Linked DNA regions of Homo sapiens: region 2 is linked to region 1. The links are chromatin loops, found by intact Hi-C in ENCODE. Cell type or tissue: CD4-positive, alpha-beta T cell. All regions are shown on one strand. Each heading gives the region's core, and the rest is flanking DNA. Links, peaks and the distances in the headings are about the cores only.

What was found. Peaks named below come from ENCODE experiments on the same cell type or tissue, not always from the same donor. Only the 100,000 strongest peaks of a DNase experiment are listed, where the experiment ranks them.
Region 2: it touches region 1 in a loop (17-fold over the local background); 9 of 110 quality-filtered maps call a loop at or near these places.

The regions. Positions count from the first base shown.
Region 1 is chrX:71,853,293-71,868,985 of GRCh38, forward strand. No RefSeq gene overlaps it. Among named protein-coding and RNA genes, the nearest start is that of NHSL2, 50 kb to the right of the region's middle. In CD4-positive, alpha-beta T cell, for the core only: CTCF peaks have their summits at 6,599 (motif pointing left) and 6,799; a DNase peak (open chromatin) is centred at 6,549.
Region 2 is chrX:71,661,441-71,677,133 of GRCh38, forward strand. LOC101059915 (chromosome X open reading frame 49-like) reads left to right here and starts at 6,106. Exons shown (of 6, transcript NM_001323075.3): 1 at 6,106-7,599; 2 at 8,119-8,275; 3 at 8,818-8,894; 4 at 9,172-9,217; 5 at 9,767-9,808; 6 at 9,914-10,087. The coding sequence starts at 6,364. The coding sequence ends at 9,807. It also overlaps the pseudogene LOC100129291. RefSeq lists enhancers at 1,855-1,974, 2,005-2,214, 7,371-8,570 and a silencer at 8,717-8,796. In CD4-positive, alpha-beta T cell, for the core only: no CTCF peak of the experiment used is centred there; a DNase peak (open chromatin) is centred at 8,721.

The DNA of each region.
Region 1 (15,693 bases), core at 3,162-11,161:
GGTCAAAGTGTACAAAACTTCATTTAGTCAAGAAGTCTAAGTTCAAGAGATCTATTGTAAACATGGTGACTATAGTTAATGTATATTTGAAAATTGTTGAGGGTAAATTTTAAGTGTTCTCACCACAAAAGATGAAAGGTATGTGAGTTCATACATATTGTAGTTAGCCTAATTTAGCCATTGCACAATGTATACGTATTTCAAAACATCATGTTGTACACTATAAAAATATACAGTCTTGTCAATTAAAAAATAAACAAAAATAAAATACAAAAAATTGAAATAAATTCCGTTTATTCAGTAAAACTGATGTGATACTGGTGAAGATGTGCAGAAACTGGAACCTTTGTGCACTGTTGGTGGGAATGTAAAATGGCACAGCTGCTGTGGAAAACCGTATGGCGGTTACTCAGAAAATTAAAAATAGAATTACCATGTGATCCAGTAATTCCATTCTGTGTCTATATCCAAAAGAATAGAAATCAGAGTCTCAAAGAGATATTTGTACATCCCTGCTCATAGCACCATTATTCATGAGAGCCAAGAGATGGAAGCAACCCAAGTGTCCACTGATGGATGAATAGAGAAACAAAGTATGGTACGTTATTATTTGGCCATTAAAATGAATTATGATTTAGCCCATAAAAAGATGGAATTCTGATAAATGCTACAATGTGGATAAAACTTTAGGACATTATGCTATAAAATGAGTCAGTCACAAAAGGACAAATACTACATGGTTCCACCTGTATAAGGGATCTAAAATATTAAAACTCAAAAACTGAAGGTAGAGTGGCAATTTCCAGAGGCTGGGAGGCAGGGGAAAATGAGGAGTTGTTTAATGGGTATACATATCAGTTTTGCAATTAAAGACATCCTGGAGATTGGCTGCACAGCAATGCAAATATACTTAACACTACTGAACTGAAAACTGAAAAACGCGTAAGATGGTAAATTTTATGTTCTCTGTATTTTAACATAACTCAATAAAAAAGTGGTGTGATTTCTGTCTCTGGAGTGGACCCTGAAGAAAAATATCGATACTATGATGACTCCCATATGTATTTCTTTAGCCCAGAGCCAGACCTTTTTCTACTCAACATCTCCACATGGATACCTAATAGACATCTCAAATTTAAATATCCACAACCAAACTCCTGTCATTAAACACAAGAAGCAAGAAATACCAACATATTTTGTGATTCCACTAATATAAAAGTACAGAACAGTCAACACCAAGCCATATCATTATTATTTCTTGAATTTAACTTTTATTTTAAGTTCAGGGGTACATGTACAGGTTTGTTACACAGGTAAACTTGTAACATGGGGGTTTCCTGTAGAAATTATTTCGTCACCCAGTGATTAAGCCTAGTACCCATTAGTTATTTTTCCTGCTCCTCTCCCTCCTCCCACCCTCCACCATCTGATAGGCCCTGGTGTGTGTTGTTCCCCTCTTTGTGTCCCTGTGTTCTCATTATTTAGTGCCCACTTACAAGTGGGAACATGTGGTATTTGGTTTTTTGTTCCTGCATTAGTTGGCTAAGGATAATGGCCTCCAGATCCAACCATGTTCCTGCAAAGGACCTGATCTAGTTCTTTTTTTATGGCTGCGTAATATACTATGGTGTATATGTACCACATTTTCTTCATCCAGTGTACCATTGATGGGCATTTAGGTTGATTCCATGTCTTTGCTATTGTGAATAATGCTGCAGTGAACATACACTTGCATGTGTGTTGATAATAGAATGATTTATATTCCTTGGGGTATATGCCCAGTAATGAGATTGCTGGGACGAATGGTATTTCTGTCTTTAGGTCTTCGAGGAATCACCACACTGTCTTCCACAATGGCTGAATTAATTTACACTCCACCAACAGTGTATAAGTGTTCCTTTTTCTCTGCAACCTCGCCAGTATCTGTTATTTTTTTACTTTTTAATGATCGCCATTCTAACTGGCGTGAGATGGTAAATCATTGTGGTTTTGATTTGCATTTCTCTAATGGTCAGTGACGTTAAGCTTTCTTTCACAGGATTGTTGGCCGCATGTATGTCTTCTTTTGAAAAAGTGTCTGTTCATGTCCTTTGCCCGCTTTTTAATGGGGTTGTTTGTTGTTGTTGTTTTTTAAACTTGTTTAAGTTCCTTATAGATCCTGGATATTAGACCTTTGTCAGATCCATCATGTGCAAAAATTTTCTCCCGTTCTGTAGGTTATCTGTTCACTCTGTTGATAGTTTCCTTTAGCGGGCAAAGCTCGGTAGTTTATTTATATTCCATTTGTCAATTTTTGCTTTTGTTGTAATTGCTCTTGCTGTCTTTGTCATGAAATCTTTGCCTGTTAGTTTGTCTGGAATATGATTGCCTAGGTTGTCTTCCAGGACTTTTATAGTTTGGGGTTTACATTTAAGTCTTTAATCCATTTTGAGTTAATTTTTGTGTATGGTGTGATATAGTCTGGCTATGTCTCCACCCACATCTCATCTTGAATTGTAGCTCCCATAATCCCCACATGTCCTGGGAGGGATTCGGTGGGAGGTAGTTGAATCATGGAGGCAGATTTTTCCTTTGCTATTCTCATGACAGCGAATAAGTCTCACAAGATCTCATGGTTTCATAAAGGGCAGTTTCCGTGCACATGCTGTCTTCCCTGCAGCCATGTGAGACATGCCTTTGCTCCTCCTTCACCTTCTGCCATGATTATGAGGCCTCCCAAGGAATGTGGAACTGTGAGTCCACTAAACTTCTTTACTTTATAAATTACCCAGTCTCGGTATGTCTTTATTAGCAGCAAGAGAATGGACTAGTACCTGGTGTAAAAAAAGGCATCCAGTTTCAATCTTCCATATATGGCTAGCCAGTTATCCCGGCACCATTTGCTGAATAGGGAATCCTTTCCCCATTGTTTGCTTTTGTCAGGTTTATCAAAGATCAGATAGTTGTAGGTGTGCGGCCTTATTTCTGGGTTCTCTATTCTGTTCCATTGTTTTCCATGTCTGTTTTTGTACCAGTACCATGCTATTTGGGTTATTATAGGCCTGTGGTATAGTTTGAAGTTGGGTAGTGTGATGCCTCCAGCATTGTTTTTTTTTTTGCTTAGGATTGCCTTGGCCGTTCAGGCTCTTTTTCAGTTCCATATGAATTTAAAACAGTTTTTCTACTTCTGTGAAGAATGTCAAAGGTAACTTAATAGGAATTGCATTGAATCTACAAATTGCTTTGGGCAGTATGGCCATTTTAATGATATTGATTCTTTCTATCCGTGAGCAGGAATGTTTTTCCATTTGTTTGTGACATCTCTGATTTCCTTGAGCAGTGTTTTGTAGTTCTTCTTGTAGAGATCTTTCACCTCCCTGGTGTGGTGTGTTCCTGGGTATGTCTGTGTGGCAATTACGAATGGGACTGTGTTCCTGATTTGGCTCTCCACTTGACTGTTGTTGGCGTATAAGAATGTTCGTGATTTTTCACATTGATTTTGTATCCTGAGACTTTGCTGAAGTTGTTTATCAGCTTAAGGAGGTTTGGGGCTGAGACTATGGGGTTTTCTAGATTCAGGATCATGTTGTCTGCAGGCAAACTGTACTATTAAAAGAATGTAATATAGGACATAGGACAAAAAAAAATAGAGGAAAAAGAGGAAAGGATGATCACAAAAGTAAATGTGTTGGTTTCCTCTTGGAGGAGGAATGAGGCTGAGATCAGGCAGAGACACCCCAGGAGCTTTGCGGAATGCTGGTGGTGTTCTCCTCTGTGACATGGGGGTGTTTCTGTAGAGGTGACCTTGATAATCACTGTTAAACAACACACACATATTGTGAACTTCTATGTATGTTACATTTCAAAATAAAGAAAGGCAAAATTGCTAACAACGAATAACACGCATTTGTAGTTAAACACCTCTCACAATCCACAGACATGGAAATAACTGATTAGTTTTCTGTATGTGTAGTTTTCCAGTTTTAAGAATGTCCTACAAATGGAATCACACATTATGTAGCGTTCCATATTTGGTGTCTTTAGCACAATGAAATACATATAACACCTCTAGAACTGCAAAGTACTCTTTCTTGACCTCAGTACTCAATATGTGCTTTCATCACTACACAACAGTTCACTCACAGCCAATTGGTTTTCTAAACTTGTATATATGTATAGTATGCTTTATAAATATCATATAATATTTAACTTTATGTAATTTGTTATATATTGGTAATGGACTTTTCTTAAAAACAGATAGCATTCCTAAGAATACCCAGTACATTTCCACTGCAAAAAAAAGGTACTCCATCATATGAATATATCACAATTAACTGATACAAACTTATGAAAGTAAAAATTTGCATGGTTTCCCCTCAGTATTGTTGAATGGGATGAAAGCTCTATACACTCTTCCTAGGAGACTGCATACACCACCTCCCACAACTCTGCTCACAATTTCCGAAAGTTCATGGACCCCAGGTTGAGAAGCACTGTTCCAGGCCACCTTTCTGTTTTCACAGATGGAGAAATGGAGGTTCTGAAAGGGGAAGTGCTTTTCAGCAGGTTAGGAGAGAGCCAGTTCTTTTGACTCCTCATCTAGTGCTTGTTTTACCTTATTCTACCATCTGTTGTGCCTGTACAGAACTGTACAATACCAAGAGACAACCATCCTGGGTGACCCCAGCACACCACAGGTCCTCTGGATGGAGTAAAGACAATAGCTGCTCCTTCACCCAAGATGCTCTCATGGGTTAATCTGGCTCTAGCTGTAACTGACAGCAAATGGGATATATTATAGTGCTTAGAACTAGTCAAGAGGTTGGGAAGAAGCTGCACCAACTTTGATATCAATCCACATGAGGCCTGCGTATGAGGAGATAGAGTGGTTTCTGCCCTGCTGAAGGACAAAATGGAGACTGAAGAGATGCAGCCTTGAACTATCTGGTGGCCTTGACGTGGCACTGCCCCTCCAGCTCTTAGATTCCTCACTTGCACACTGACCATGAGTTGGCCTGTTAAATTTCTCCAAGAGTTCTTCTAGTTCCAATATTCTGTACTTCTATGATCTTAGAGCAGGAACCATGGAGAAAAAAAATCAGTTGAGGTGTTTGGGTCCTAGAATTATGGACAAAATTATTTTTTCCCTCAAATTTCTTCTAATGGTATGATAGAATTAGCAATAAAGAAAATGTAGTCTAAAGGGATGAAAAAGGCTGGGTGTGCTGCCTCGCACCTGGAATTCCAGCACTTTGGAAGGCTGAGGTAGGAGGATGGCTTGAGCCCAAGAGTTTGAGGCTGGAGTGAGCTATGAGCATGTCACTGCACTCCAGCCTGGGTGAGAAGGTGGGGGCCCTGTCTCAAAGAAAATGTAGATGAAAATTCCCTAACGAGAATCTGAGAAGACCCTTTACTTAAGTAGTAATTTAAAGTAAAGTTTCAAAGTAAGTGGTTCCTTGATTTCTGCTTCTCATTTGCCCTTAAGTAAGTCCTTACAGTTGCTGGACTTCTAAATAATGGAATCAGAGAATGGAGCAGTACTTATCATGGGAAATGCTATTTATCTCTAAGCAGAGGGGTGGCCCCCAGAGAACCAGAGAATAGTTTGTTTGTTGTTTTGTTTTGTTTTGTTTTGTTTTGTGTGTTTGTTTGAGGCAGGGTCTCACTTTGTCATCCAGTCTGGAGTGCAGTGGTGATTTCGTCGGCTCACTGCCAGGCTCTACCTTGCAGGCTCAAGTGATCCTACCCCTTCAGCCCCGCAAGTGGCTGGAACTACAGGCATGCGGCACCACACTTGCCTAATTTTTTGTAATTTTCGTAGAGGCAGGGTTTTGCCATGTTGGCCAGGCTGGTCTCGAACTCCTGAGCTCAAGTGATCCTCCTGCCTTGGCCTCCCAGACAGGCATGAGCCACTGCGCCTGGCCCCAGAGAAGAGTTTTTATTTCATTTCATCAATCGATGAAATAAATAACCACAACATTCTTCCTACTTGACTGTATTAAAGCCACAAATTAGTGTGGAGCCTTCACTCAAGCCACTCTGGAGGAGTACAAGACTAGAAACAAAAGCAGGGGAAACTCATCCTGGGATGGAGGCTGACTTTTTAGGAAAATGCCTCTGGCTTTGCCTATTATTCTGTAGAGGAGTACTTTGTACTTTTACGCTGCTGAAATAGTACTCCATTGTATGAACACACCACAATGTATTGATCCCATCCCATGAAAGTTGCAACAAACAATAAGGCCCCAAAGGGCTGCACACTCCAGCCTGCTATCACTCTGTCTGTCAGGGTCCAGTGCTTTGTGTAGCACATCAGTGGTCTTAGTTGGGCCTGAGGAGAAGAAAGAGGAAGAAAAGAGTTGCTGGGGAAAGCTGTTGGCAAGGTTGGTGTTAAGAAGGAAGTGCCAAGCAGGCAAAGGAGATGCAGCCCATCAGAAGAATTGCCAACCCTGCTTCCACCTTCATTGGCACAAATGGCCCTTTCAATCCCAGCAGCTAACCTTAGAGAAAAGGACAAATTGAAAAGGCATGAAATCACCAGCCGCCGCTACTAGCTTCCCAGCAAACAGCTTAAAACGGCACTGCCCTCACCTGGTCAAATTAATGTATTACATTGAAGGCACATCTTTTTAGATTTTTTTTTGGTCATTTATTTTTCTCCAGTTCTTGGTCCTCCACCTCTGACAGTTAAGTGGATGGGAGGTGACAAATCTCCCCTGAGAAGCTGTATCAAGTTACCAAATTCATGGGGCTCCAGCACAAAATCACAAATTCTGAATGAAAACTTACCATCCAAATATAAAATATTTACTAAAAAGTTAAAATTAATATCACAATTATGTATCATTCCTATGATGTTTAGAGAAATTTATGAGAAGTTGAAAATAAAGCTATTATTATCAATAAACTGATATTACTACTCTCAAGGAGATTTTCTATAAATAGCAAAAATAATTTTGGTTATTCTTCTAGTTATAAAATACTTACCTGTTTAACGCAATGTTATTTCCCTTAGCACTATTTTTTTCTCCGCCTATGGTGGCAGGCAACGTATGGAAAGAAAACATCACAATCTATGTGTATAGTTTAATAAATGATTATCAAGTGCACCTGTACGGGAACACTCCCCTAGGTCCCAGAGGAGAACACCGCCAGCATCCCCCAGAGCCTCCTGGGGTGTCCCTGCCTGAGCTCAGCCCCACTCCTACTGCAAGGGGAAACCAACATCCTGACTTTTCTGATTGTCCTTTCCTTGCTCTTCTCTATGGTTTTATACCCTAAGTATGCATTCTTCAACAAGGTAGGTTAGTGTTGCCTGTCATTTGAAGTTATAGGAATGGAATCATTAAACTTGTCCGTGTTGTTACTTGCTTCTTTCATTCGGTGTTATCTTTGTAAGACTCATGCCTATTATTCAGTAGAGGAGTACTTTGTACTTTCACTTTTTCAGAAAGTTCATAGACCTCAGGTTGAGAAGCACTGTTCCATGCCATCCTTCTCTTTTCACAGATGGAGAAATGGAGGTTCTGAAAGGGGAAGTGCTTTTCAGCAAGTCTGGAGAGAGCCAGGTCTTTTGATTCCTCATCTAGCACTTCCTAGATGAAGTGTTGAAATAGTATTCCATTGTATGAACACACCACAATGTATGGATCCCATGGAAGTTGTAATATTCATTGTTTCCCATATTTGGAACTGGATGATTACAAAAATACTACTCATAAACCCTTGTTGGCACAAGCAAAGGAGTCCTGAGGGGGACGTGTAGGCTGCTAAAAGCACATATTTAAAAGAGTGTATTAGCCTGTTTTCACACTGCTTATAAAGACATACCCCAGACTGGGAAGAAAAAGAGGTTTAATTGGACTTACACTTCCACATGCCTGGGGAGGCCTCAGAATCATGGCGGGAGGTGAAAGCACTTCTTACATGTTGGCGGCAAGAGAAAAGGAGGAAGAACAAAAAGTAGAAACCCCTGATAAACCCATCGGATCTCATGAGACTTATTCACTATCACAAGAATAGCACAGGAAGGACCAGCCCCCATGATCCAATTACCTTCCCCTGGATCCCTCCCACAACATGTGAGAATTCTGGGAGATACAATTCAAGTTGAGATTTGGATGGGGACACAGCCAAACCATATCATTCTGCCCCGGCCCCTCCAAATCTCATGTCCTCACATTTCAAAATTAATCATGGCTTCCCAACAGTCCCCCAAAGTCTCAGCTCATTTCAGCATTAACCCAAAAGTCCACAGTTGAAAGTATCATCTGAGACAAGGCAAGTCCCTTCCGCCTATGAGCCTGTAAAATCAAAGCAAGCTAGTTACTTCCTAGATACAGTGGGCATACAAGTATTTGGTGAATACAGCCATTCCAAATGGGAGAAATTGGCCAAAATAAAGAGGTTACGGGGCCCATACAAGTCCAAAATCCAGCAGGGCAGTAAAATTTTAAAGCTCCAAAATTATCTCCTTTGACTCCAGGTCTCACATCTAGGCCACACTGATGCAAGAGGTGGGTTCCCGTGGTCTTGGGTAACTCCGCCCTTGTGGCTTTGCAGGATACAGCCTCCCTCCTGGCAGGTTTAACGGGCTAGCATTGAGTGTCTGCAGCTTTTCCAGGAGCACAGTGCAAGCTGTCAGTGGATCTACCATTCTGGGGTCTGGAGTACAGTGGTCCTCTTCTCACAGCTCCGCTAGGCAGTCCCCCAGTAGGGACTCTGTTTGGGGACTCCGATACCACATTTCCCTTCTGCACTGCCCTAGCGGAGGTTCTCCGTAAGGGGCCCGCCTCTGCAGCAAACTTTTGCCTGGGCATCCAGGCATTTCCATACATCTTCTGAAATCTAGGCAGAGGTTCCCAAACCTAAATTCTTGACTTCTGTGCAGCCACAGGCTCAATACCTGATGGAAGCTGCCAAGGCTTGGGGCTTCCACCCTCTGAAGCCACAGCCTGAGCTCTACACTGGCCCCTTTCAGACATGGCTGGAGTGGCTGGGACACAGGGCATCAAATCCCTAGCTGCACACTGCACGGAAACCCTGGGACCAGCCCATGAAACCACTTTCATGGGCCTCCAGGCCTGGGATGGGAGGGGCTGCCTTGGAGGTCTCTGACATGGCCTGGAGACATTTTCCCCAGGGTCTTGGGGATTGACATTAGGCTTCTTGCTCCTTGTGCAAATTTCTGCAGCCGGCTTGAATTTCTCCTCAAAAAATTGGTTTTTCTTTTCTACTGTATTGTCAGGCTGTAACTTTTCTGAACTTTTATGCTCTGTTTCTGTTTTAAAACCGAATGCTTTTAACAGCACCCAAGTCACCCTTTGAATCCTTTGCTGCTTAGAAATTTCTTCCACTGGATACCCTAAATCATCTCTCTCAAGTTCACAGTTCCACAAATCTCTAGAGCAGGGGCAAAATGCCACGAGTCTCTTTACTAAAACCTAACAAGAGTCACCTTTACTCCAGTTCCCAAAAAGTTCCTCATCTCCATGTGAGACCACCTCAGCCTGGACCTTATTGTCCATATCACTATCAGTATTTTGGGCAAAGCCATTCAACAAGTCTCTAGGAGGTTCCAAATGTTCCCACATTCTCCTCTCTTCTTCTGAGGCCTCAAAACTGTTTCAACATCTGCCTATTACCCAGTTCCAAAGTTGCTACCACATTTTCAGATATCTTTTCAGCAACGCCCCACTCTACTGGTACCAATTTAGTAGATTAGTCAGTTTTTACACTGCTGATAAACACATACCAAGACTGGGAAGAAAAAGAGGTTTAATTGGACTTACAATTCCACATGGCTGGGGAGGACTCAGAATCATGGCGGGAGGTGAAAGGCACTTCTTATGTGGTGGCGGCAAGAGAAAAGGAGGAAGAAGCAGAAGTGGAAACTCGTGATAAACCCATTAGATCTCGTGAGACTTATTCATTATCACAGGAATAGCATGGGAAAGACCGGCACCCATGATTCAATTACCTTCACCTGGGTCTCTCCCACAAGACATGGGAATTCTGGAAGACACAATTCAAGTTGAGATTTGGGTTGGGGACACAGCCAAACCATATAAAATAGGACAGCATACAATTAATGAGAAAAAGTTACAAGATAAGACCAACTAAAGTAGAAGGAAATAATCAAGGTAAAAGCAGAAATCAGTGAAAGGGGAAGTAAGCATAAGGATCACAAAACCAGTTGGGTGTTTGGAAGAAGAATGAAATTGGTAAAACTCTTTTGAGACTGGTCAAGAAAATAAGGGGGAAGGGCACAGCTATCAGGAAAGAAAAGGGAGAAACAAGCACAAATGATGTTACGTCCGCTCTCGTGCTGCTATAAAGAAATACCCAAGACTGAGCCATTTATACAGAAAAGCTCAGGGTTCTGCAGGTTGTACAGGAAGTGTAGTGACTTCTGCTTCTGGGAGGACTCAGGAAGCTTGCTATCATGGCGGAAGGCGAAACAGGAGCAGGTACGTGTTACATGGTAGGAGCAGGAGCAAGAGAGAGAGCAGGGGGAGGTGTCACACACTTTTAAACAACCAGACTCATGAGAACTCACTCGCCACCATGAGGACAGCACCAAGTGGATGCTGCTAAACCATTCCTGAAGATTCAGCCCCATGATCCAGTCACCTCCCACCAGGCCCCACCTCCAACATTAGAAGTTACAATTTGACATGAGACTTGGTGGGGACACAGATCCAAACCATATCATATGCAAGCATCCAAAAGATACAAAGAGGATATTGTGTGGGTACTGGATATTCACACAGTGCTCATGCAGTAACAGCACATGGCTAATTCAATACAAAGAAAAGATGGCACCTTCACAATGGAGTAATTTGGAACAGTGCCCTGACCACATGGTCAAGATGAACATCACCTGTCATAAGACAAACCAACATGGAGAATCTGCTGAAGTCATGCTCCAAGAAGGCCAGCACATCTACTACGGAGTAGTCCTGCCAAAAATGTTAAACCTACCTGAGTCTAATCACAAGGAAGACATTCAACAAACCCAAGTTCAAGGGCTTCCTGACAACTGCACTGGTTTAAAGCAAATTTTAAACATTGCTTTAAAGCACACTTTAAAGGACACTGAAGAGACTTGACGGGCCAGGCACCATGGTTCACGCCTGTAATACTAACATTTTGGGAGACCCAGCTGGAGCTCAGGAGTTCCAGACCAGCCTGGGCAACACAGTGAAACCAAGTCTCTACAAAATATATTTTAAAAATTAGCTGGGCATGGTGGTGCATGCCTGTAGTCCAAGCTACTCAGGAGGCTGAGGCGGGAAGATAGCTTGAGCCTGGGAGCTCAAGGCTGCAGTGGGCTGGGTTTGCGACACTACACGCCAGCCTGGGTAACAGAGGGTGACCCTGTCTCAAAAGAGACTTGACAACTAAGTGCAAAGCATGATGTTTGGTTGGAAAGAGAATTTTGTTAGAAAGCAGCTATGAGGGATACTATGGGACCATGGGGACAATCGGAAAATGTTTCATGTGATCATACAGTAGAAAATTGTGTGGTCTCAATGTTACATTTCCTGAGTGTGATGAAGGCATTAAGGTTTTGTGAAAGACCATGCTTTCTCGTAGGTGATACATGCTACAGTATTTAGGGATGATGGATCTTAATGATTCAAATGGATCTCAAATGATTCCACAAAATAATGGAAAATATGCGCACACACAGAGAAAGACAGGGGATGGGTTGGAGGGAGGGATAAAGCAAATGTGAGAAAATGTTAAAAACTGCAGGATCCAGTAGAAGAATATACGTATGAGTGCTCCTTGTGCTTTCCCTGCAACTCTTCTGTGGCTTTGAAATTTAAACAAATGCAATCTGAGATGAAGGGGGATATTATGGACCATTTTATTCCAGTCAGTTTGAAAACAAAGAAAAAGGTCGCCAATCGCTAGGAAACAAAACCTGCCAAAACTGACACAAGAAAGAACAGCCAACCTGAACCGTTCCAGAATCATTACAGAAAGATATGAGTAGTCAAAGGCTTTCCACTAACAAACTCCAGGATTCCCCACCACATTCTGAAAAACATCCTAGGAATATGTCTCTTCCGTTTGACACAAACTCGTGCAGAAAATTGAAAAAGAGGAACAATCCTCAACTCACTCTATGAGCTTGGCATAACCTCAACACCAAATACTTCAAGGATACTTAGAGAAACATTGCAGATCAATCACATGCTCATGACATAGAAACAAAAACCAGAACCAGAATCTTAGCACACAGAAGCCTACAGGACATAAAAAGGAAAATACCTAATGTGGCATGACAAATATTAGCTTCATCCTAGAAATATGAACTTAATTTCCTTTCAGAAAATAAAATGCTATAATTCTCCACATTAACAGATTAGGGGAGAGAAACATGCTCTTCGTAGTCACAAAATTATTGACTAAGTGTCAATTTCCTTTCGAGATGTATTGCTGACAATTTTTTTTTCTAAAAAGTCAGGACTATTGGGCTATAACTTACACACAGGTCTACGGAATTTTCTAAATGCATACAGCTGTGGAAACACCATCACAAGATATATAGATATAGAGCATCGCCATCCCCGCCAGGTTCCCTCGCGCCCTCTGGTAGTGAACTCCTGGTCTTAACCCTCAGACCCTGGCAACCACCAATCTGTTTTCTGCTCCTATAGTTTTTGCCTTTTCCAGAATGTCATATAAATGGAATCACATAGTAGGTAGCATGTGCATTTGGCTTCCTTTAGGGAAAGACATTCTGACCGCAACTCTCCGAAGCTGCAATGTACAGATTCATAACCTGGGTAGTAGTTACGTGGCTTGATCACCTTATAACTATTTGTCAAATGGTCAACTTCTGAGTTCTCTCCGTGTGTGTGTGTGTGTGTTTGTACGTGTGTGTGTGTGTATTGTTTCAAAAATATAATTTTACATTTAACTGCCTCTAACTTTTATATCTTGGTGAGGGTTATTAAATGGAAATTATTAATCCTTTAAAAGAAAGTGAGTGATTATTGGGAAAGTCAGCAGAGTGATTACTTCTGGAGGAGTATGCAAAACGGGAAGTAGTGATCAGGGTGGGGCCAGCAAGAGGGCTCCAACACCCTGCCAGCCTTCTGCTCCTTGCTCTGCATGGTAGTGACCTGGACTTCAACATTGCACAACCACAGGGGAGCAGTTCATGCTGGATCATCTGAACTGGGCACCCTGGATTCCTGCATATAGTGTTTGCATGGCCACCCTGGTGGCCACAGCCTACGCGGCCGTACCTGGCAAACATGAGTGTTGGCTTCATCCTTCAAGGAAATGGATGATGAGAAAAAGTGTGGGAGAAAGGAAGAGATCTTGGCGTGCAGGTTGAGGACAGATGGGCATGAGGTTGTCCGAGTTCACCCAGGATTGTGTTCCAGGCAGGCTAAAGTTCATCCTGTTACTCACCAAGACCACTATGATCCTATGATTGCCATCTCACATTCCCGTGTGCAGTGCCCTGAGACTCCACCACAGCCTGGACGGCCACCCTTGGGGACTCTGTCTGGCATGTGTGTGAGGAGACTCACACACCTTCAAACCCAGCTGGAGCCTGAAGGGGAGATGCTCTTTTCGGCCAATGGAGTAAGAGGTCTCATCTGGAAATGTACCTGTGGCAGCCCTGGCACCGGGTGTAGGTGGGATTCTGCTCAGGGCTGCGCCACTGTGGCTGCATCAAGGGCAGGCACGCAGCTCGGCAGACCTCTGGAGCCCGTCTGAGCTGAGTGGCAGGACAAGGCAGGAGGGGGTCTAAGGCTCTCCAGGCCGGACCCCACATTCCTCTTGGTGAGAGAGGAGACTTGAGAGAAAAGCAAGAGGGAGGCACTAAATGAGGGGAGGGGTTCAACCTCCTCTCCACTGGGGCCCAAATGGATTCCTCTAATCTGAGGAGCCTCAGATTCTGCACTTATTTCCCATAGAACTGGAAGGCTCTGCCCGACCATGGCCTAGGGTATACATGTTACAGCCCCATTATTGTGCAGAAGGTGGTCTGAATATGGAACCGAGGTGGTGTGCTGAGAGGCGGGGCTGCCAAATCCAGCCACCGAGGGATGGGTTCTCGCCTTCCACGACTCCGTCCACAGGCTTCTCCCCTTCCACACCCTGTTGACCATGGCCCATGGCCCCCGGGGCAGTGCCTGGGGCTGGAGTTCTCACCCAACCAGAACCTGCGTAGGTGTCTCCAGTGGCAAAAACCCAAGCTGGAGAGTTCCTAACAGACGTCCTCCCCAGATCTCAGCCCGCTGTGTTATCCTCCCAAGAAACAACCATCTGTGTCAGGGTCAAAGCCTTGGCCCAAGGAATCAAGCCAACCATCTCAGGCTAGGGGTTTGAGGCGGATAGCATAGGTCCCCACCACCATTGGTTTCCAGCTCTGAGCCCTGTGATTGGCCCACCACATGCGTGATGGTCCCCCTCACTGAGCTCACACCACGAGCCCAGCAGGGAGACACAGAGAGAGTATGGGGGAAGGCAGGTACCGAACCCGACCAGCTGTCCCAGGGCAGTCCCGCTTTCCCGCTTTCCACCCTCACTGTCTGTCTTGCCCGTGTCTCCGTTAGCTGGCGTCGTGGCACCCTCCCATGGGGGCTCCCCACTTCCTAGACGAGGCACCAACCAGCGACTCTGAGGTATTATCACTGCACCCACACACGGGAGTGCTGAGACATCCCATCCATCCCGCGGAGGATCGGGAGCCTACTGTGGCACCTCCAGCATTCTGAGAGCCCCAACACCCATCTCTGTGTTTGGAGAAGTCCCATTTGTCCCACTCCACAGCCTTCCAGGTGTTAGAATTGAACAACACGTCTTGTAAAAAGTGGATCCCAGCCCTGCTTTTGCGCATTGCATCCTTCAGGTATCCTTCATCACTGCCTCCACTCTGTCAATTAGCCCTTTCTCCCTCAAGGGACAGCACCCATGATTAATTTGATTCCCAAGCAGGTGCTTGCAGGGGCACACGCACACATACACACGCTAACCTTGAATGGTATCTGCATTTCTATTGTCTTCGTCTGTTCAACACCCAGTCTCTTAGAGATGGGAGCTGGCAGAACATACACACACCCCCTCACTGGAACCAGAATCTGTGCCCGAATCTGGAGCCTGCCCAGCCCAGGATTCTGGCTGAAGGAAGCAGGTGATCCCAACTGTCAGGGAGGGTGAAGGAAGAACAGGGAACCCAAGGAAATCTCGTGTGACCTCGAGAGGCGGTCTGAAAGACTAACCAGGGATGCGGAAATATCACGTCCACGAAAACCTGAGACTTGCCCTGGAAGGCAGCTTGCCATTTTCAAATCAAGGGTATGGAGTCGACTGGCTGCAGAAGGGGCTGTTGGCCACCTATAGGACACCAAGGATGAGAAAGCCACCTTCCGTGTAGCAGTTTCTACCAGGTTGGCTCACAGGCACCAGAACAGACTCAGTGCCCCCACCTCCAACCAAGAGACTACCCTGCCCTTTTCTTCGGCACTCCATGTACCTTCCCTTTGGCTCAGCCACCCACAGGGATGTGGCTTCTGCCTCCACCTGGCTACTGAAACGAAGGAGGAGACCTGATGGGATTTGGTAACTGAGATTCAAATATGAGGGCTAAGAGGAACTGATGATGCCACCCGGTTTCTGGCCCAGATGACCTGACCATGTGTGTGGTGGCACCAGAGGGACATAATGGCTCCAGAAAGGGGA
Region 2 (15,693 bases), core at 3,988-11,987, 190 kb before region 1:
ATTTGTCCCAGTCTGTGCCCTCCTAGGTGTTAGAATTGAACACCACCTCTTGTCAAAGGTAGATCTCAGCCCTGCTTTTGCGCATTCGATCCTTCACGGATCCTTCACCACTGCCTCCACTCTGTGAATCATCTCTTTCTTGCTCAAGGGAGAGCACCCTCAATTAATTTGATTCCCAAGCAGGTGCATGCAGGGGCATGCTCATGCAGGCGCGCGCACACACACACACACACACACACACACACACACACACACACACTAACCTTGAATGGTATCTGCATTTCTACTGTCTTTGTCTATTCAACACCCAGTCTCTTGGCGATGGGAGCAGGGAGAACCTACACACACCTCCTCACTGGAATCGGAATCTGTGCCCGAATCTGGGGCCCACCCAGTCGAGGATTCCGGCTGAAGGTAGCGGGCGATCCCAACTGTCGGGGAGGGTGAAGGCAGAACAGGGAGCTCGAGGAAATCTCATGTGACCTCGAGAGGCAATCTGGAAGACTGAGTAGGGACATGGAAATATCACATCCACAAAAACCTGCGGCCTTGGGGGTGGTGAAATGATATTTCATGGGGACCATCCAAGAACAGCCAGGCCTAGCATCGACACTTGCCCTGGAAAGCAGCTGGCCATTTTCAAATCAAGGGTATGGAGCCGACCAGCCGCAGAAGGGGCTGTTGGCTGCCTATAGGACGCCAAGGATGTGGAAGCCACCTTCCGTGTAGCTCCCAGCCCACAGTTTCTACCAGGTTGGCCCGCAGGCATCAGAACAGACTCAGTGCCCCGGCCTCCAACCAAGAGATGAACCCGCCCTTTTCTTCAGCGTTCCTTGTACCTTCCCTTTGGCTCCGCCACCCACCAGGAGGTGGCTTCTGCCTCCACCTGGCTACTAAGGAGGAGACCTGACCGGATTTGGTAACTGAGGTTCAAAGGTGAGGGCTAAGAGGAACTGAGGATGCCATGCAGGTTACTGGCCCAGATGACCTGACCGTGTGCATGGTGGCACCGGAGGGACATAACAGCTCCAGAAAGAGGACGGGGCTCCATTGTGTTCCTCAACAGCACAGAAATAATCGTGCAGGAAAGGCCACCCACATGAAGCCACTGGGAGGGCAAAGATGCTTATGATGGAAAGAACGGTGACAGGGCAGAACTGGGACAGTGAACCGCAAGAGGAAAGGTGAGAGAGACAGGGGTTCTAGAAGGAGTCCATCAGTTCCTGCTGAAGGAGAGGGAGAAAAGCACTGAAGAAGGGGACCTGTGACACCCCAAAGTGGGAGGAGAAGAGGAGGGACCATGAGCAGGGTGTGTAGGAGAAAGGCAGGAAATGCTGCTGTGGCCGGGCAGGGCCCCCACAGCACCTAGACCCAGGGCACTGTGGTGAGCCCGAGTGCAGGGCTGCTGCTCAGAGGCCGGCCCAGGCGCCCCGCAGGGAGAGGGCTCACCACAGAGCGCCAGGGGAACTGTTCTTCCAGCGCCAGGGAACGGAGCAACACCCGGCACACCCCAACACTCCCAACAATCACAGAGATGGCAGACCACAGACCACAGAATATGAGAACGACTTTATTTCAAATTGCTTTGAACTGCGTTGGGAAGTGTGCAAATGCAGAGGAAGAGAGGAAGCCCTGGCTGAACAGGATATGGAGGGAACCCGCTTGGCTGCAGCTCCGGAGCTCCAAAGGTGGCAGCTGTTCATCTTGTAGGAAGATGCTGGCTCCAACCTGTGAAACAGAGTAGGCTCAGGGACGGGCCCTCAGCCAGGGCCAGCCCACAGCCCTCCTAAGGTACCATGATTGTGGAAAGGGGCATGGTGTGTGCAACACTCACTTCAAAGGTCCTGGAACTTGTCAGTGAGGAACTGCATGGCCGCTGAAAGAGAGAGGCAGAAATGGGCACTCCAGACCCAGGGAAACAGAAACCCACGCCCTGCCCCGGTGGGGAACCACCTAGCCCTGCAACCAGAAACCCCACCAGCCCTGGGACTGACTCATCCACGCGTCACCTGAATTAAATGTAGAAATGCCTTCTAAGCAGGAAAGTGGTTCTCAGGTGCTGGGGCATCCCAGAACCTTTCAGAACGTGTTTCAAAGACAGATAAGCCAGCCAGCAAGCAAACACCATACAAGCCCTACCAGGCTTGTAGGGAAAACACATGAGGTATCTCTAACCGTCGTAAGAGGAGAGTTCTGGGACTCGTGGACTAAGTGTACATGGAGTTCAGACAACACATTGCTGTCTGTGCACACCCCTAGCTGGAAAGGCACAGAAGGCTCCAGGGCCAGGCCTGCTTGGTTCTCTTCCCCAAAGGAAAGTCAGTCCCAGTGATGCCGCCTGTACCTACAGTCCACCCTGCCCCCGGCACCTGCAGAAAGACACTGCTGTCCATCCCTGCCCCAGCCAGGGCTCCCTCATACCTAGTTGGTCTCTAAGGTCCTCAATTTCCCTCTGCAGCCGGATGCACTAGTCCAGGAGACACCAGAGGAAGATAAATGGTTAGTCAATTCTGGCCTCCTCTCTCCCTGTCCTCCCTGTCTCCCCCAACCCTTAGTAGCCCCCATAGCCTGCAGCCCAGTGGCGAGGTGGGTTGGCACAGAATCCTCAATGGAAAGGAGGCACCCTCTCTCCCTGGGGTGCAGAAGGTGGAGGCGGCGGGGGTCGGGGGGTATGCAGCTATCAGTTTAACCTAGACACAGATCCCACCATCTAGTGTGGACCTGGATTTCTAGGAGCCACACAAAACATTACCCGAGGACAGCCCTGGGCTCCCGGGGGCTATTGCTGCCTTTCCGGTCTTGGGGGATGGACAGGTGGCTGCCAGTCACCTGAAAGAGAACACAAAATCCAGCTTCCAAGCCGCCCAGTGAGGTGGAAAAGGCCTAGCAGGGTCTAAAGTGAGGCACCATCACCCTCTGCTGGCAACATGTTGCCCCTGCTCTGCCCAGCATCTCCAACCCTCCCTCTGTGACTGTCTTCCCTGTTCCCCAGTATGAGCCCATCTGCACCTGTGGCCCCCTAGCGTTGTGACTCCGGGTTGGACACCAGCAGTGGGGCAGCCACAGCCAGGCCCTCGGAGGGCCAGTGTGGCTGAGCAGGACTTAACAGAAAAGGGCTCAGTACTGCCGAAAGTCTTCCAGAGTTGGAGTTTGGAGCGCTGCTCCAAATCGCCCCCCACCACACAAACCCCACTCAGAGAGGATGATGTGGCTTAAAGCCAGCCCTGTCGACACCCCATTTCCCATGGGATACCTGCCTGGGTGGGCAGGGAAGCCTGGGAACAAGGCTGAGCCCCCAGAAGCGACAGAGCCAGAGGTTTCCCTCCCGACCCCTCTCCCCTCCACTCCTATCAAACCCGCAAGACTCACCAGAGGGTGCATGGCGTCTGGGCACGAGGCCTCCCAGGCTGTAGGCAGAGGGCTCTGAAGTCCCCAGAACTTGGGGAGCTCTGATGTTGGAGTCGCTACTGCTGAATTCTCCACGATGCGTGGATAGGCGAGGCAGTCCTGGCCGGTGTGTGGGAAGCTAAAACAGAAATTTCTGAGTCGGGCTGGCGGTGGGGGCGGGCAGTGAGTACATATGGGAGGGGTTGTGGTAAGATGGAGACTCCAGAGCCTAATCTCATTAGCACTTTCTCCCCCAGTCAGCCCCAGGCCAGGAGGCAGAGCCCAGCCAGGGAAAACACTGGGGATAGTGAGATAGCCTGGGCCCCTTTCCAGGTGGCTCGGGCAACAGCTAAGTAAGGAGGAGTCGGGAAGTTGATGAGCCTAGATGCCCCAGGTTTGCGGCCCACACTTTAAGGGATCACCCCAACCTAACCAGCTGCCAGCCCTGCCTTCCATCCCAGCTCCTCTCTGGGGGAGGAGGTAGGACCCCTGCAGAGTGTCCGGAGGTTTGCCCGTCACACACCAAGTACTCCCTTTAACGTGTGCCCCTACAACGAAGACCCTGATTGGGCATTCTAGTGTCCCTGGCCTTCCGATAACAACCCTTGAGCAAGGGACATAGGGGGCATGGGTAAACAGGTGTGTGCTGGAAGAGAGGAGGCTGGGGGGAGACCAGAGGAGGAGGAGGATGAAGAGGGAGAGGAGGGTGAGAAGGGCCTACTTACTTGGGCCCTTGGGACCTCATCTCTATTTGGGTCATTATCTTCTCTCGCCACAGCCTGGGACTCCCTGGTCTTCCTTCCTGCTGGTTTCTTCCCAGGGCTGCTGTGCTTAGGCTTTTGGGGTTTCTTGGACATCCCCTGCGGCCGCACACCAGGCAATGGCTGGGAGGTGGCCGGCCCTGGGGGAGTGGCTGAGAGTCTCTCTCCGCAGGCAGGAAAGGGTCTCCATAGGGCCAGTTGAGAGGCACCCCCTAGAGACTTCTCCTGGGCCATCTTCCTCTTAGAAGGGCCCCAGGGCAGGGCCCCTGCAGTGGCAGCTCCTGAGCAGCTGGGCCTGGCCTCCACCTTTCCCAAGGCCCTGCTCAGCATTTTCTTCCCGGGAGAGTCCTCCAGCTCTCCCACAGCCGGCCTCTCCACGACTGGAGTGAGTCCGCGGGGAGCAGAGGTCAGGAAACGGCCTGGCACGGGCAAGTAACTCTCCTTGCAGTGGAAGCTTGAGTGTCTGGATGTGTCTGCTGGCTTCCTGTGGCTGCCGAACTTGGCTTGGCTTCCTTCTTTGTGGCGAATGCCCATCCTCATCAGTGGTAAGTCACTGGTCTCATCGGAGGAATCAGAGTCGTGGGTAGACATCCTGGTGGGGCCTATTACAGAGGGCTGCTGGGGGTCCACGCGGACGCTCCATCTGCTCTTCGAGCCCCTTTCTGGGTTCTTCCAGGCCCGGCCTGGTTCAGGAACACTGAGGTGGAGAGGGCCGGCAGAGGCCTGCTGCCATTCTCCAGGGCTGGGGCTCAGCATGCCTCTCCCACTGGGACCGACCTCCAGGTCCACCCAGTTTTCAGCGGACCCTTCAGTAGTGGCGTCTTCAGGGAACGGGTGTCCCTGGATGCTGGACGGTGGCACGATGGCGGCTGTCTCATCAACCAGGTAGGACGAGTAGTCCACACCGTCCCCTTGGTCGTCGACCGGGGTGCTAGGCCGGCCTTCCTGGCCCCAGAGCACCACCCTTCCCTGCTCTATCAATTCGCTCTCAGACTCGAAGCTGAAGCCCTCGGGATCTGTGAACCTGCTCTCGCCCTTGCTGCTGTGTGGTGCCCCCAGATCGAGGCCTCGGCTGTGGCCCTGTGGGGCTCCGGGGCTGACTGTGCAGGTGCCAGCCTGCTCGCCACCCCCCAGGTCGAAACCAGCCCTCCAAACGGACACCTCATCGGGGGAGCTCATGGCGCCAGTTCAGGCACCCTGGCCTATGGGGAGATGGTCGAGCCCAACCAAGCCCAGCCAAGCAGGCCACGGGACAGGAACAACAAGGCCTTCAGGACACCGTGGCCCTCACGGCAGGTGGAAGTACCGTGTTCCCGACAGCGGGTGGCTTCCGCGCGCCTTCGACACCCGTGTCGAGCCTTCTCATTGGTCCCCCCTCCACCAACCAGCGCCCCCTTTGTTGGGTGAAGCCTCTGGGCTTTAACCAATAGGGACACAGGCTCTTGGTTTGTCCCGCTGCCCGTCATTTGACTGGGTGGATGCACTCTGGTCGGGTCTTGGGGCCAGGGTGCACTGGAGCTCTCGATCCACTTCTTTCTTTCTGTCTTGCTCCCTCTGGCCGGGCACCTACTTTTTAATGATAGCTCCTCTGTGTGCCAGGTGCTTCTCGTGCATCAGGACATTTATTCTCCCAAGCTGATGAGCTGGGGGCAGCTCTCCCCTTGACTTCCGCCTTACAATGGGACACTGGGGCTCAGAGACGTGGCTGTCATTGGAAAGTAGGTGCCTGGCCAGAGGCAGCAGGACAGGAAGAAAGAGGTGGATGGAGAGCTCCAGTGGGCCCTGGCCCCAAGACCTGACCCAAGTACAACCACCCAGCCAAACCACGGGCGTCCGGGCAATCCAAGAGTCTGCCTCCCAATTGGGTAAAGCCCAGAAGCCGCGCCCAACAAGGGGCACGCTGATTGGCGATGGGCAGACCAATGAGAAGGCGTGGAACAATGAGAAGGCAGGACGCAGGCATTGAGGGAGCCCGGAAGCCACGCGCTGTCAGTGACATCTCGTGAGCAGACTGTGGTGAGGGTGGCGGTGTCCCAAAGGCCTTGCTGTTCCTGTGGCCCCAGAGCACCACCCTTCCCTGCTGTATCAATTCGCTCTCAGGCTCAAAGCTGAGAGTGGCCCCCTCGGCTGGGCTTGGCTGGGCTCGGCTCTCCTCTCCCACTGTTACCAGGACGACTGTCTCCCCACAGCCTGGCTGTCTAGACTGGCGGGCGCCATGAGCTCCACGGATGAAGTGTCCGTTTGCAGGGCTGGTTTAGGCCCAGAGGGTGGCGAGCAGGCCGGCGCCCACACCGCCAGCCCGGGAGCCCCACGGGGTGACGGCCACGGCCGAGACCTCAATTTTGGGGGGCAGCGCAGTGGCAAGGGTAAGGGCAAGGGCGAGAGCGGGTTCACAGATCCCGAGAGCTTCAGCTTCGAGTCTGAGAGCGAATTGATAGAGCAGGGAAGGGTGGTGCTCTGGGGCCAGGAAGGCCGGCCTGGCACCCCGGTCGACGACCAAGCGGGTGGTGGGGACTACTCTTTCTACCTGGCTGATGAGCCAGCCACCATCATGCCGCCGTCCAGCGTCCAGGGACACCCGTCCCCAGAAGGCGCCACTGCCAAAGGGTCCACTGACATCTGGGCGGACCTGGAGGTCGGTCCCAGTTGGAGAGGTGCGCTGAGCCCCAGCCCTGGAGAATGGCAGCAGGCCTCTGCCGGCCCTCTCCACCTCAGTGTTCCTGGGCCAGGACCGGCCTGGGAGAACCCAGAAAGGGGCTCGAAGAGCAGATTGAGCTTCCAAGTGGATCCCCAGCAGCCCTCCGCGGAAGGCCCCGCCGGGCTGAATACTGACGACTCTGATTCCGCAGATGAGAGCAGCGACTTACCGGTGATTAGGGTGATCATTAGCACCAAAGAAGGAAGCCAGGCCAAGCCCGGAAGCCCCAAGAAGCCAGGAGACACTTGCGGACGCCGCAGTTTCCACCGCAGGGAGAGTTACCTTCAGGTTCAGGGACCTCTCCTGATCTCTCCTCCCCGCAGACTCACCCCAGTCGTGGAGAGGCCGGCTGTGGGAGAGCTGGACGTGCCTTCCTTGAAGAAAATGCAGAGCATGGTGTGGGGAAAGAGGGGGGTCAGGCCCAGCTGCTCAGGAGCTGCCGTTAGAGGGCCCCTACCCCGGGGCACTCTGGGAAGGAAGGTGGCCCAGGAGAAGAAATCCCTAGAGGGTGCACCAGAACTGGCCCTGCGGGGAGCCTTTCCTGCCTGGGGGCAGAGACTTTCAGCAGTTCCACCTGATCCGGCTAGCTTCCCGCCAGTGTCTGGCGTGGGGCTCCTGGGGAAGTCCGTGAGACCCAAGGAGCCCAAGCACAGCAGCCCTGGGAAGAAACCTGCAGGAAGGAAGACCAGGGAGTCCCAGGCTGCGGCCAGAGAAGATAATGACCCAAATAGAGATGAGGTCCCAAGGGCCCAAGTGAGTAGGTTCTCTTCGCGCACTCCTCCTTCTCCTCCTTGCTCTCCTCTTCCTCTTTCTCCTCTGTCTCCCCCCACCCACCTCTCTTCCAGCACACGCCTCTTTGCCCATGCCCTCTCTATCCCTTGCTCACAGGTTGTCATCGGGAGCCCAGGGACACTAGGATGCCCGATTGGGGTCCTCCTCTTAGGAGCACACATTAAAGGGAGCACTTGGTGTGTGCCAGGCCTGGCTCTGGACACTCTGCAGTTGTCCTGCCTCCTCCCTGAGAGAGGAGCTGGGATGGAAGACAGGGCTGGCAGCTGGTTTGGATCAGGGCGCAAAGCTTGGGCATCTAGACTCATCAACTTCCCAATTCCTCCTTCCCTAGCTGTTAAGCAAGCCCTCCTGTCTTGGGGTGGACTGAGGGAGAAAGTGTTAATAAGATTAGTCTGGGGTCTCCACCTTAACACAACCCCTCCCCATGTGTACTCACCGCCCGTCCCCACTGCCAGCCTGACTCAGAAATTTCTGTTTTAGCTTCCCACACAGAAGCCAGAGCTGATTTCTCTGTCCGTGCGTCGTGGAGAATACAGCAGTGGTGATCCCAACATCAGAGCTCCCCAAGTACTAGGAACCTCACAGCCCTCGGCCTTTACCTTGAGACGCCTGGTGCCCAGATGCCATGCATCCTCCGGTGAGTCTTGCGGGTTTGATAGGGGTGGAGGGGAGAGGGGTCCGGAGGGAAACCTCTGGCTCTGTCGCTTCTGGGGGCTTAGCTGTGCTCCCAGGCTTCCCTGCCCACCCAGGCAGCTGTCCCACAGGAAATGGGGTGTCGACAGGGCTGGCTTTAAGCCACATCGTCCTCTCTGAGTGGGGTTTGTGTGGTGGGGGCGATTTGGAGCAGTGCCCCACATTCCAACTCTGGAAGGAGACTTTCGGCAGTACTGAGCCCTTTTCTGTTAAGTCCTGCTCAGCCATACCGGCCCTCCCAGGGCCTGGCTGTGGCTGCCGCACTGCTGGAGTCCAACCTGGAGTCACAATGCTAGGGGGCCACAGGTGCAGATGGGCTCACGAGGGAGAACAGGGAAGACCGTCCCAGAGGGAGGGTTGGAGATGCTAGGCAGAGCAGGGGCAACATGTTGCCAGCAGAGGGTGATGGTGCCTCACTTTAGACCCTGCTACGCCCTTTCCACCTCACTGGGCGGCTTGGAAGCTGGATTTTGTGTTCTCTTTCAGGTGACTGGCAGCCACCTGTCCATCCCCCAAGACCGGAAAGGCAGCAGCAGCCCCCGGGAGCCCAGGGCTGTCCTCGGGTAATGCTTTGTGTGGCTCCTAGAAATAGAGGTCCACACTAGATGGTGGGATCCATGTCCAGGTTAAACTAATTTCGGTGTCTCCCCAATCCCCTCTGCCTACCATACCCCATGCAGAGTGAGTGCCTCCTTTCCATTGAGGGTTTTGTGCCAATCCACCTCACCACTGGGCTGCAGGCTATGGGGGCTATAAGGGCTGGGGGAGACAGGGAGAACGGGGAGAAAGGAAGCCAGAATTGACTAACCATTTCTTTTCCACTGGTGTCTCCTGGGCTAGTGCATCTTGCTGCAGAGGGAAATTGAAGACCTTAGAGACCAACTAGGTATGATGGAGCACTGGCTGGGGCAGGGATGGACAGCGGTGTCGTTCTGCAGGTGCTGGTGGTGGGGGTGGACTGCAGGTATAGGTGGTGTCACTGGGACTGACTTCCTCTGGGGAAGAGAACCAAGCAGGCCTGGCCCTGGAGCCTTCTGTGCCTTTTCAGCTAGGGGTGTGCACAGACAGCAATGTGTCGTCTGAACTCCGTGTACACTTTGTCTACAAGTCCCAGAGATCTTCTCTTAGAACGGTTAGAGATACCTTATGTGTTTTCCTTTAACTGCTGCCTGGTACTGCTTGTATGGTGTTTGCTTGCTGGCTGGCTTATCTGTCTTTGAAACATGTTCTGAACGGTTCTGGGATGGCCCAACACCTGAGAACCACTTTCCTGCTTAGAAGGCATTTCCACATTTAATTCAGGTGACGGGTGGATGAGTCAGTCCCAGGGCTGGTGGGGTTTCTGGTTGCAGGGCTAGGTTTTTCCCCACGGGGGCAGGGCGTGGGTTTCTGTTTCCCTGGGTCTGGAGTACCCAGTTCTGTCTCTCTGTTTCAGCTGCCATGCAGTTCCTCACTGACAAGTTCCAGGACCTGTGAAGTGAGTGTTGCACACGTCATGTCCCTTTCCACAGTCCCAGTAGCTTAGAAGGGCTGTGGGCTCACCCTGGCTGGGGGCCCATCCCTGAGCTGCTCTGTTTCACAGGTTGGAGCCAGCATCTTCCTACAAGATGAGCAGCTGCTACCTTTGGAGCTCCGGAGCTGCAGCTAAGCGGGTTCCCTCCATATCCTGTTCAGCCAGGGCTTCCTCTCTTCTGCTGCATTTGCCCCCTTCCCAACACAGTTCAAAGCAGTGTGAAATAAAGTTGTTCTCATATTCTGTGGTCTGTGGTCTGCCCTCTCTGCGATTGTTGGGAGTGTTGGGCGGTGCGGGGTGTTGCTGTGTTCCCTGGCGCTTGAAGAACGCTCTGTGGTGGACCCTCTCCCTGTAGGGCACCTGGGCCGGCTTCTGAGCAGCAGCCCTGCAGTCACCATAGTGCCTGGGTCTAGGTGCTGTGGGGGCCCTGCCCTGCCCTGCCACAGGAGCATTTTCTGCCTTTTCCCAACACACCCTGCTCATGTTCCCTCCTCTTCTCATCCTACTTTGGGGTCTCACAGGTCCCGTTGTTCAGCGCTACTCTCCCTCACCTTCAGGAGGAACTGAGTGCCTCCTTTCAGAACCCCAGTCTCTCTTGCCTTTCCTCCTGTGGTTCACTGTGACAGTTCTGCCATGTCACTGTCCTTTCTGTCATGAGCATCCTTACTCTCCCTGCGGCTTGATGTTGGTGGCCTCTCCTGTATGGTTATTTCCATGCTGTTGAGGAGCATGACGGAGCTCATCCTTCCACTCGGGCCCAGTCCTCTTTCTGGAGCCATTATGTCCCTCTGGTGCCACCACGCATACAGTCAGTTCATCTTGGCCAGAAACCCGCGCGACATCCTCAGTTCCTCTATTAGCCCTCATCTTTGAACCTCTGTTGCCACATCCCATCAGGTCTCCCTCCTTAGTTTCAGTAGCCAGATGGAAGCAGATGCCACATCCCGGTGGGTGGCCGAGCAAAAGGGAAGGCACAGGGAGCGCTGAAAAGGGCGGGGTAGTCTCTTGGTTGGAGGTGGGGGCATTGAGTCTGTTCTGGTGCCTGTGGGCCAACCTGGTGAAAACTGCCTGCTGGGCGCCTGTAGTCCCAGGTACTCGGGAGGCTGAGGCAGGAGAATCACTTGAACAATGGAGGCAGAGGTTGCAGTCGAGATTGTGCCGCTGCACTCCAGCCTGGTGACAGAGCAAGACTCCGTCTAAAACAAAAACAAAAACAAAAAAAACTTCCCACACTTCCCACTGGCAGCTACATGGAAGGTGGCTTCCACCTCCTTGATGTCCTGTAGGCAGCCAACAGCCCCTTCTGCAACTGGTTGGCTTCATATCCTTGATTTGAAAATGGCCAGTTGCCTTCCAGGGCAAGTGTGGATGCTAGGCCTGGCTGTTCTTGGATGGTCCCCGTCAAATACTGTTCCACCATCCCCAAAGCTGCAGGTTTTTGTAGACGTGATATTTCTGTGTGCCTGTTCAGTCTTTCAGACCACCTCTTGAGGTCACATGAGATTTCCTTGAGCTTCCTGTTCTGCCTTCACCCTCCCTGACAGTTGGGATTGCCTCCTTCCTTCAGCCTGAATCCAGGGCTGTATGGGTGTGAGACACAGACAGATTCTGTTTCCAGTGATGTAAGTTCTGCCAGCTCTGAAAGCCAACAGCCTGAGTGTTGAACAGACAAAGACAGGAGAAATGCAGATACCATTCAAGATTAGTATATGTGTGGAGACGTCTGTGTTTTTTTTGATTTGCTTGTTTTTTTTTTTTTTTTTTTTTTTTTTTTGAGACGGAGTCTCACTCTGTTGCCCAGGCTGGAGTGCAATGGCACAGTTTTGGCTCACTGCAACCTCCGCCTCCTGGGTTCAAGCGATTCTCCTGTCTCAGTCTCCCAAGTTGCTGGGTTACAGGTGTGCACCACCACTCCTGGCTAATGTTTGTATTTTTAGTAGAGATGGGGTTTCACCATGTTGACCAGGCTGGTCTTGAAACCCTGACCTCAGGTGATCCGCCGGCCTCGACCTCCCAAAGTGCTAGGATTACAGGCGTGAGCAACCGAGCTGGCCAAGTCATGGTTTCTACACTGGAAGAAGTGATATTGAGGTGAACGGTCAGCTTCCACACCATCTTGGGTTCCATGGCAGAAGACCTGTTCCTGATTCAACCCACAGGAAGCATCGTGAGTGCCTGAGGGGAGAAATGTCCCAGAGGACAGCCAGAGACAAAACGGGGAGGCAGAACTATCATCCTCAGCCCTGGAACCTCTGCTGTGTAACTCAGCCAAAGGAGATGCCAAATCAGAGTGGCCGTTTAGCAGCGCCACACTGTTAGTGGGATGTTCCACGAGCCCCGTGGGCACAGACCCTTAGCCAGCTAGCTCTTCCATACTGGCAAGATATCACCTTTGGGACCTCCCTCATTCTGGATGGGCAGCACTCTGATCATTTGCTTGAGACAAGGTAAAGTTGGGCTTAAGGCACCATCTAATGCTGTAAAGATGGTAGTGGCCTAGCAGAAAAAAATGACATTCAACAGGTAAATTACACAAAATCTGTAAGCAAACATAAAAATCCAAACAAGCCAGACAGAGAAGACTAGAATAAATAACGAATCCTTTAGGTATTTTATTTTATTTCTGGCTGTTGTGAACGAGATTACTTTATCGATTTTTTTTCAGAGTGTTCACTGTTGGCATGTAGAAATGCTAGATTTATGTGTGTTGATTTTCTATCCTGCAACTTGCCTGAATTTACTCATCAGTTTGAAGAGTTTATTGGTGGAGTCTTTAGGTTTTTGCAAATACAAGATCATGTCATCTGCAAACAAGCAGAAAGATAATTACCAGAGGCTGGAAAGGGTAGTGAGGGGTGAGGGAGAGGTGGGGATAATTAATGGGTCCAAAAAAAGATATTTAGATAGAATGAACTGTCGGCTTCCCTGGTTTTGAGACTTTCAGACTTAGACTGAGCCACTCCAAGCTTCTCCCTTTCTCCAGCTTTCAGTTCTTCCCCATTCAGTATGATACTAGCTGTGGGTCTGTATGTCCTTCTATACCCAGTTTTGTGAGGGCTTTCGCCATGAAGGAATTCTGAATTTTATCAAATGGTTTTTTCAGCATTAATTGAAATGATCATATGGTTGTTATCCTTCATTCTGTTGATATGGTGTATCACATTGATTGATTTGCATATGTTGAACCGTCCTCGGATCCCTGGGATATATCGCACTTGGTCATGATGATGACTGAATGCCTTTCCTCTAAGACTTGGAACACAACAAGGTGCCCTTGTTCACCACTTTTGTTCACCATGGTACTGGAAGTCATAGCTAGAACAATCAGACAAGAGAAAGAGATAAAAGGCCTCCAAATTAGAAAGAAAGAAGTCAAATTATCAACGTATTGTTGAATTCGGTTTGCTAGTATTTGCTGAAGGTTTTTGCATCAATATTCATCAGGGAAATTGGCTTGTAGCTTCCTTTTTTTTTTTTTTAAATGTATCTTTGTCTGGTTTTTGGTATCAGGCTTATACTGGCCTGGTAGAATGAGTTTGGAAGTATTCCCTCTTCCTCTGTTTTTCAGAATAGTTTGAGTAGGATTAGTATTAGCTCTTCTTGATTATTTTTTGTTCTTTTTTGATGTGGGTACTTTTAGATATACACTTCTCTCTTTGTACTGCTTTGGCTGTATCCCATAGGTCTGGGTATGTTTTGTTTCCATCGTCATTCATTTTAAGAAATTTTTAAAGTTTTATAGTTTCTAAAATGTCTGTAGTTATTGATCTCTAGTTTTATTCCATTGTGGTCAGAGAAGATGTCTAATATTATTGGAATTTTTTGAATGTTTTAAAACTTGTGACCTCTCCCTCTCCCTCTCCCTCTCCCTCTGGCTCTCCCTCTCCCTCTCCCTCTCCCTCTCGCTCTCTGTCTCCCTCTTTCTACCGTCTCCCTCTCTTGCGGAGCCTGGACTGTACTGCCATGATCTCGGCTCGCTGCAACCTCCCTGCCTCGGGCTCTGGTGATTCTCCTGCCTTGGCCTGCCGAGTGCCTGGGATTCCGGGCACGTGCCGCCACTCCTGACTGGTTTTTGTGTTTTTGGTGGAGACGGGGTTTTGCCCTGTTGACCGGGCTGGTCTCCAGCTTCTGGCCTCGGGTGATCTGCCCGCCTCGGCCTCCCGAGGTGCTGGGATTGCAGATGGAGTCTCGCTCACTCAATGCTCAATGTTGCCCAGGCTGGAGTGCAGTGGTGTGATCTCGGCTCGCTACAATCTCCACCTCCCAGCCGCCTGCCTTGGCCTCCCAAAGTGCTAAGATTACAGCCTCTGCCCGGCCGCCACCCCATCTAGGAAGTGAGGAGTGTCTCTGCCTGGCCGCCCATCGTCTGGGATGTGAGGAGCGCCTATGCCCGGCTGCCCCATCTGGGAAGTGAGGAGCACCTCTGCCCGGCCACCCCATCTGGGAGGAAGTGAGGAGCGCCTCTGCCCGGCCCCTAATGGGAAGTGAGGAGTGCCTCTGCCTGGCCGCCCCTGTCTGGGAAGTGAGGAGCGCCTCTGCTCGGCCGCCACCCTGTCTAGGAAGTGAGGAGCGTCTCTGCCTGGCCGCTCATCATCTGGGATGTGAGGAGCCCCTCTGCCTGGCCGCCCCGTCTGGGAAGTGAGGAGCGCCTCTGCCTGGCCGCCCCGTCTGGGAGGAAGTGAGGAGCGCCTCTGCCTGGTTGCCCCGAATGGGAAGTGAGGAGCGCCTCTGCCCAGACGCCCCGTCTGGGAGGTGAGGAGTGCCTCTGCCCGGCTGCCCCATCTGGGAGGTGAGGGGCGTCTCTGCCTGGCCACCACCCCGTCTGGGAAGTGAGGAGTGCCTCTGCCTGGTCGCCACCCCATCTGGGAGGTGAGGGGAGTCTCTGCCTGGCCGCCCTGCCTGGGAAGTGAGGGGCGCCTCTGCCCAGACGCCCTTCGTCTGGGAGGTGTGGAGCGCCTCTGCCCGGCCGCCCTGTCTGGGAGGTGAGGGGCGTCTCTGCCCGGCCGCCCCATCTGGGAGGTGGGGAGCACCTCTGCCCGGCCGCCGCCCCGTCTGGGAAGTGAGGGGCGCCTCTGCCCGGCCACTCTTCGTCTGGGAGGTGAGGAGCGCCTCTGCCCGGCCGCCCTTCGTCTGGGAGGTGGGGAGCACCTCTGCCTGGCCACCCCGTCGGGGAAGTGGGCACCTCTGCCCAGCCACCCCATCTGGGAGGTGAGGGGCATCTCTGCCCGGCTGCCCTGTCTGGGAGGTGAGGAGCGCCTCTGCCTGGCTGCCCCGTCTGGGAAGTGGGGGGTGCCTCTGCCCTGCCGCTCTTCGTCTGGGAAGTGGGGAGCGCCTCTGCCCAGCCGCCCCGTCTGGGAGGTGGGGAGTGCCTCTGCCTGGCCGCCCCATCTGGGATGTGAGGAGCACCTCTGCCCGGCCGCCACCCCCTCTGGGAGGTGAGGAGCGCCTCTGTCTGGCCGCCACCCCGTCTGGGTAGTGAGGTGTGCCTCTGCCCGGCCGCCCCGTCTGGGAAGTGAGGAGTGCCTCTGCCAGGCCGCCCCATCTGGGATGTGAGGAGTGCCTCTGCCAGGCCGCCCCGTCTGGGATGTGAGGAGTGCCTCTGCCAGGCCGCCCCGTCTGGGATGTGAGGAGTGCCTCTGCCAGGCCGCCCCGTCTGGGATGTGAGGAGTGCCTCTGCCAGGCCGCCCCGTCTGGGATGTGAGGAGTGCCTCTGCCAGGCCGCCCTGTCTGGGAAGTGTACCCAACAGCTCCGAAGAGACAGCGAACATCGAGAACGGGCCATGATGACGACGGCAGTTTTGTCGAAAAGAAAAGGGGAAAATGTGGGGAAAAGAAAGAGAGATCAGATT